Regions from separate parts of the Mus musculus genome. Here region 2 is linked to region 1. A link is a loop called in an ENCODE intact Hi-C map of the cell type or tissue named here. Cell type or tissue: left cerebral cortex. All regions are shown on one strand. Links, peaks and the distances in the headings refer to the core of each region. The heading gives the core; the rest is flanking DNA.

Region 1 (3,382 bases), core at 389-2,888:
GGATGGGATGAGGGTTGGAGGTGTGTGTGAAGGGGAGGTCAAAGGTTGACAGGAGGTGTTTTCTTCAATTGTTCTCCACCTTGTTAGACTAACTGACCCAGGAGCTCACCAATTCAGCAAGACAATCTGGCCAGGGAGCTCCAGGGATCCTCCAGTCTGCCTTCCCAGTGCTAGGATTACAAATGGGTGCAGCCACACCACACAATTTAGGTGGGTGCTGAGGATCTGACGTCAAGTCCTCATGCTCATTTGTCAAGCACAATACTGTCTGAGCCATGTCCCCAGCTCCTGGAGGGAGTTCCTGGAGACAAAAATTGACAAGCCAGATTTGGGTTCTGTCTTAGTCAGGGTTTCTATTCCTGCACAAACATCATGACCAAGAAGCAAGTTGGGGAGGAAAGGGTTTATTCGGCTTACACTTTCATACTGCTGTTCATCACCAAGGAAGTCAGGACTGGAACTCAAGCAGGTCAGAAAGCAGGAGCTGATGCAGAGGCCATGGTGCAACAGCAGCAACAAAACTTCCCTATGTTCCCTGCCCCACCTCTAGTCACTCCTGCACCAAGAAGACATCAGAACCTGTACTGGCTAGTTTTGTGTCAACTTGACACAGCTGGAGTTATCACAGACAAAGGAGCTTCAGTTGAGGAAATACCTCCATGAGATCCAACTGTAAGGCATTTTCTCAATTAGTGATCAAGGGGGAAAGGGGGAAAGTGTTCATTACTGGCTTGCTTCCCCTGGCTTGCTCAGCCTGCTCTCTTATAGAACCCAAGACTACCAGCCCAGAGATGGTCCCACCCACAAGGGGCCTTTCCTCTTGTTCTGATGTCTTCATGGTGCAGGAGTGACTAGGGGTGGGGCAGGGAACATAGGAAGTTTTGTTGCTGCTGCTGCACCTGTCCTTCTGAGAACAAGTATGGGGTCAAATCACCTATGGGAGATGATAAAGCTCAAGTTGACTGATGGTCTCTGAGGTGAAGTTTGAAGGTTGAAGGAGAAAGAAACATCTCCCACCTCGAACAGTGCATGGACAGAAGTGTACAATCAAGCGATCATGACTGGAAATATGCATTGCTGAACCAAATTGTATAGGTATAGGCATGAGGTCATTCTGGTAGCTAAAGTTGAGGAAAAAGGCCTTAGCCTTAAAGGACTCTGTTCAGAGAAGGATGCAATAGAGAAGGGAAACTTATCAGGACCATCTGGAGTTGGAAAGAAAGCGTTTCCAAGAGAAGCCATTTATTTTGAAGTTGTGGTCAGGCTGTACGGAAGGAGGACTTAGAGGCACAGACCCAGGAACAAGAAATATCCCTGGGTTCAGGAAGACAGACGACAGACAGAATAGTTTCGCAGAAAAGATGGAGTAAGAGACTTGGGGCGACGGATGTCCCTGGCTCTGAGACGCGATTCTCCTACACGACACGCTCGACCAGAACAGGAACCAGCACGGCCTCTTTGGAGGCCATCAACTGGGTCAGACCGAGATCACTGGCAGGCCGGCCTGCAAAGCCCAGCCCACGGGCAGGTTCCTGTCCTGCCTAGGAGGCTAGGTGCATCCCCTGAGTTTAGAACAGAGGAGGCTGGAGTGAGGGGTGGGTCCTCAACAAAGGGAGAGAGCGAAGCTGCGGAAGACAGGAACGGTAACTCAGCTCGCAGGAATCAAGTTCCGTGGGGCTGATCCCCACCCTGCGCCCGAGGGAAATAAAAAATCGCCGTTTCCCTTACCTGACTACGGTTGCCAAGCCCTGGGCCCGCGCGGACGCCCACCGCAAGGGAGGAGCGCCGTGCCCGCTTCGCGCTAAGAAAACGGAGCAGGAGAAACCCAGCCGAAGGAACCCCAACAAGGTCCGCTCTCGCAGTCCCGGAACGTCGTCCGCTACGCCCGCCCCAGATTCAAATACCGAAAGTTGGCGTTCCACAGCCAATCAGCGCGTTGGAGAAGAGGCTTCCGTAGAGCCACCTGTGGCCAATTGCAAGCCATACTGGTCCCGCCCTTCTTGCGCAGGGAGTTCCGCTTCCGGGACTGAGGGCACAGTGGGAGCGTTGGGGCGTATGGGAACTGTGGTCTAGCATCGGGGGCCGAGAGGGCTTGTTGGTAGCCAGTGACTGTGAGAGCCATCATGGCCCAGAAAATCTCATGGTCGGCCGCGAATGCGGTTGGAAACCAGTTCGCCCTGGCTCGGTTTTTCTCAGCTGTTAAATGGACCCAGTTGCAGTGTCTCCTCCGAGCTGTTTGTAAGGGAGAAGTTGAACCCTTACGGGGGGTGTCTGGGCGGCTCACAGCTTGTGGGTCAGCGTAGGGTCCGAGAACTCCCCACTCAGAATGCCGGGGGCGGCCTCGCGAGACTCTGACTCCCAGGGTGCCCTTCGGGTCAACCCAACAGGGAAATTGTCTCCCACAGTGCCCCGCGGGCAGCCTGAGGAGGGGACTCCATTTCCTAGAATGCTTTGCGGGTGCCTGGACAGGAGGCGCTCAGATTCGCAGGATGCCCCGCCAGTAGCCGGACTTGGACTCCGTTTCCCAGAGTGCCCCGCGGGCGATCTGACGGCGGTGGCTGCGGCAACAAACCAACTGTCCAGAACTGGACTCTCCTGCCTCTGCACGGCCCAGTGAGCGGTGGCGGGATGGACAGCCCTGAGGTGACCTTCACGTTGGCCTACCTGGTCTTCGCAGTGTGCTTCGTGTTCACGCCCAACGAGTTCTACTCGGCCGGGCTCACAGTGCAGAATCTGTTGTCGGGCTGGCTGGGCAGCGAGGACGCCGCCTTCGTACCTTACCACCTTCGCCGCACTTCCGCCACACTACTGTGTCACTCACTGCTGCCGTTAGGTGAGCCTCCTGTGTGCCGGCCGGTGGTTGGCGCTTAACCGGGCGCTTGGAGACTCCAAGGGTGAGGAACTGGAGCAGAAGCCGGTCAAGATCATGAACAAGCAAGCGGGATCTCTGCAGCCCTGGCTGTGAGCTGAGCGCTCTAGAGCACCATACGCTCTTCCAGTTGGGAGGCGGCGGCCCTGGCGCTGTCCTGCGAGTGGTGCTCGGGTGGGGCTAAGCTCCAGTCTTTGACATCACTGCGGCTGGAGTGCAGAATCGTTCAGCCTGCTTGCTATGTTGGACGATTTCTATAGGAAAGAGCTCCTGTTGATTTCATTACAACAGGGGTTGGAGAGATCCCAGGGGAAGGTGGGTGTAAGAAGAGCAGGCAGAGATGAAGACGGTCAAGGTTGGGAATGTTAATGGAGCGTTTCCTTTGCCGGGCTAGGTCTATGGCCCTGTCCAAGGCCATGGTATGTGGTGCCCCAAGTGCTAGTGGGACCTCGGAGAGGCCCATCTGTTGGCTGATTGGAGGAAAGGTTGGGGAAACTGCTGGAATATAGCAGT
Region 2 (3,382 bases), core at 347-2,846, 160 kb before region 1:
GATATCTTATTTCAAATACATAAAATAGAATTAACATCCACACACGATCTTAGAATTAAGTCAATGTCTTTAAAAGTCAAGGCCTTCAAAGTCTTGAATTAAACTGGCAGTACTTAGGAACTTCTCTAACCTAATTCTGAACTCCCGCTGGTCTCTTTACAGGGTCCGTTATAAAATACACACCCCTCCAATTATCTACCTGAAAATGATTCCCGTCAGACCATCCGATTTCATACCGTTTCGTCGTCAATGTCAAACCACGTCCTGAGCTGAGAAGGAAGAAAAGCTCAATGTTGCGACGGGTCCTATGCAACAACCTCATCCATTTTCTTCTCACCGAAACTCAAACCGAACATCTTTTAAATGCCGAGATTTAAAACCAAGGCAGTAGCCAGCCGCTTGGTCGTCACGGTCCGGCTCGCCGCGCCCTGCGCCTTCTAGGCTGAGAGCTGCATCCCAGGCGAGGGAGCGCGCCCTGTGAGGCGCGGCCACAGCCCCGGGCGGGTCCGCGGGTCCAGCCTGCCTCGTCTCCACCTGCGAGGCCCGGCAAGGGCCGGCGACCGCGGCGCCGCGCTGACCAACGGCCGGCGTCCCAAGTGTCAACGCCGGACGCTTCCGCACACAAAAAGCGCCCCTCGGTCCACCCGGCCGCCCCTCCCACCGTGCCACCCGGCCCCGCGCCCTGCGCCGCACAAAGACTTGCTCGGCCCGCCGGGCGCCGCGGGAACAAAGGCGGCCGCCCGCCGGCCGGGCACAGGTGCAGCCCCGGCCAGCGGGCCCAACATGGCCGCGCGCCCGCCGCCCCGTTAGCCGTCGCTGGCCGTGCGCGTCCGACCGGCGCTTCAGGCCCCGTTTTCCCAGCCTTCCGATCCTCCACCCTCGCCTCAGGCCGCGCGTCCTCCTCCGGCCTGTCCCCGGCGCCCGGCCCTCAGCCCCTCAAGCCTCCCCCTCAGCCCTCGGGCCTCGATCTCCCGGCCTCCCGGCCCGGCCTCCCTTCCCCAGCCAGCGGTTAGTTCCCGCGGCGGTTGGCCGGCGGCCCCAGTGACCTACGCTGCAACGCATCCTCCGGCTGCTGTCCGGCAGCGGCTGTCCGGCGACGGCAGCGGCGGCGACAGCGGACGCGAGGCCGCGGAGGGCAGGGAGGCAGGAGGGGGCGGCGGCGGCGGCAGCGGCGGGCGCAGCGCGGCCAGGCCGAGGCTCTCCGCGCGCGGCGCCGACCCCGCCCCCGCGCCTCCCGCCCGCCGCCGCAGCCGCCGGGGCCGCCGCCGCCCCCAGAAGCCGCGGGAAAAGTGCGCTTTGCTGATTGGCTGCCGCCTCAAGTCGCCCGCGGACCGGGCTTTTCAAATCCGCGCCGGGGCCGCGCGCGGAGAGCGGCAGGCGGCGGGCGACAGGGCGCGCGTGGTAGGCAGCGATCCCGAGCGCGGGTGTTGGGGAGCTCGGCGCGCGCCCGCTCCGCTCGCCTCCCGCTCCCGCTCCCGCTGCTCGAGCGGCGCGCGGGCGGCGGCCAGCTCCGCAACCACGGCGAGCCACGGCGCGGTGACGTCACGCCCGCCGCCCAATCGCCGCGCGCGGCCCCGGAGCCCGGCGTGGGCGCGGACGCGGGCACACGGCCTCGGGCAGAAGAAGAGCGCGGGAGGCCGCGGCCCCGCCCAGCGTCCCGGCCTCGAGCTCCAGCGGCTGGCGGGAGCAGCTCGTGGCGCGCCGGAGCCTGCTCGCCTCCCTGCGTGGACAGCTGGACACGGCGGCTTGGAGTCGTCTGCGGGCGGGGCGCGCGTCACTGGTAGCGTTCGCTGGGCGCTCCAGGTTCTGAGACGCCCGGTCGGGCGGGCTGTCAACAGCCCAGGAGAATCACTTGTCAAAGATGAACCGCTTGGTGTCCTGGGAAGGCATCGGGAGGCAGAGTCTCCGGAGATGCGCTAGCTGCTACGGCGGGCGGATCAGAACGCAGCCCCAGCGAGTCGGGGGTAGCTTGCGTGCTTTGCGAAAGCGCGTGCGCGTGGCGCAGAGTCGGAGAAGTGTGATTAGAGACGGGAGAAGGGCGGTGGTCCTGGGAGGTCCCAGTTGCTCTTTATGAGTTAAGTCTCTAACCTTTCAGGAGGCCAGAAATCTGGGCTTTATCTCCTGGAGTTTTCTAGATTAAGCCAGCCACAGAGTGTTCTCAGCCCCCTGAGGACAGCCCCCAGAAGCATCGGAGCATAGGACTGAGGCAGGCTCCCTTTCGGACCACTGACTGCTTGTTGCCCACTGCTCCCTGCTGTCAGCGCTGTGCCTGCCACTGCTTACTGTTGTCAGGTTCAGTGGTGTCCAGACTCCAACTCTGGGTGCTGACCTAGGACTCAGCCCCATCCCTTTGCTGTATTACTAAGGACACTTAGCTTTTCACAGCCCACAGACCTCTACCCCTATTCCTCGGAATGTTCCTAGTCTAGTGCTTTGGATCGAAAGGGGTGAGAAAAAAAAAAAAAAAAAACCTTCAAGCCCAGGCATTGTCCATGAAGGCCTGAAACCCTGAGACTCTTAAGTCCAGGAAAGGCCTGGGGGCAGGATTGCAGAGATGAGCTGGAGCAGACTCAACTGCTTGATACTATCGGGCCAGCCGAAGGCACACTGGCTCCAGAATACTTTCCATCCACACACTATGGTGAGTCAGGCAGGATGTGTGTTACACTGAGATGCTTAGCCAGTGCTTACCACGTGCTCCTGGAACAAACTCCTCTCACAGTCGGGAATAAGTCTCCTCTCTGTCTCACTAGGCCCACTGCCTTATTCCCTCCCCAGCACCTTTCAGATCCCTGCAGCATGTGTGAGATACCATGTAGCTTACTTAATGCCAGATCTGTTTTCCAGAAAACCCTGCAGTTCTGTAAGGAGCGTGTATTTGAATTTTCCTGGATGGTATTTGGCGCTGTTCTCTTCCTGTTCTCTCTGAGCTTTCATAAGCCCACTTCCGTACACAACCTCACCCAGGGGCTCCTGACTATTATGTTCTAGTACTCCCAGGCAGAAAAGGGGCCTGGATGGGACTCCATAGGTAGAATCCTGAGGAGAAAGCAATTCATCCACTAAGGTTTGCATACTTCTCACAGCAGGCTCCCAGACCATCCAAGTCAAGATTTTCAGTCTATAGGTCACTGTTTAGATGCTCTGGCAGTCTCGGAGTTCTGAGACTATCAGAGGAGATACTCTCTTGGAGAGAATTTGGCGGGACTCAAATCCCAGGTGGACCCTGAGTGGAACAGCAACAGCACAGCTAACTTCTCTTTGGTCTCTCCAAGGCTTGTCCCTTCTCTAAAGACTCCACATTCGAGCTGTATTTTCCTGCCTGGAGCCTGGAGTCCTGAAAAAGCTCAGTCTGCTCTTCTGCTGCTCCATGTGTCCACTT

What was found. Hi-C counts contacts between places; a loop is a spot of excess contacts. Peaks named below come from ENCODE experiments on the same cell type or tissue, not always from the same donor. Only the 100,000 strongest peaks of a DNase experiment are listed, where the experiment ranks them.
Region 2: it touches region 1 in a loop (9-fold over the local background); 2 of 42 quality-filtered maps call a loop at or near these places.

The regions. Positions count from the first base shown.
Region 1 is chr5:33,657,074-33,660,455 of GRCm38, reverse strand. It overlaps Tmem129 (transmembrane protein 129), which reads left to right and starts at 2,479. Exons shown (of 4, transcript NM_026698.3): 1 at 2,479-2,833. The coding sequence starts at 2,629. It overlaps Tacc3 (transforming, acidic coiled-coil containing protein 3), which reads right to left and starts at 2,328. Exons shown (of 15, transcript NM_001040435.3): 1 at 1,729-2,328. In left cerebral cortex, for the core only: a CTCF peak has its summit at 1,868; DNase peaks (open chromatin) are centred at 2,032 and 2,430; H3K4me3 peaks cover 1,548 bases; H3K27ac peaks cover 913 bases.
Region 2 is chr5:33,818,546-33,821,927 of GRCm38, reverse strand. Gm52782 reads left to right here. Exons shown (of 2, transcript XM_030254959.1): 2 at 442-1,064. The coding sequence ends at 810. It also overlaps a transcript of Nsd2 not described here. Among named protein-coding and RNA genes, the nearest start is that of Gm52782, 5.8 kb to the left of the region's middle. In left cerebral cortex, for the core only: CTCF peaks have their summits at 1,357 and 1,897; DNase peaks (open chromatin) are centred at 1,422, 1,915, 2,232, 2,671 and 2 more places; H3K4me3 peaks cover 2,125 bases; H3K27ac peaks cover 1,751 bases.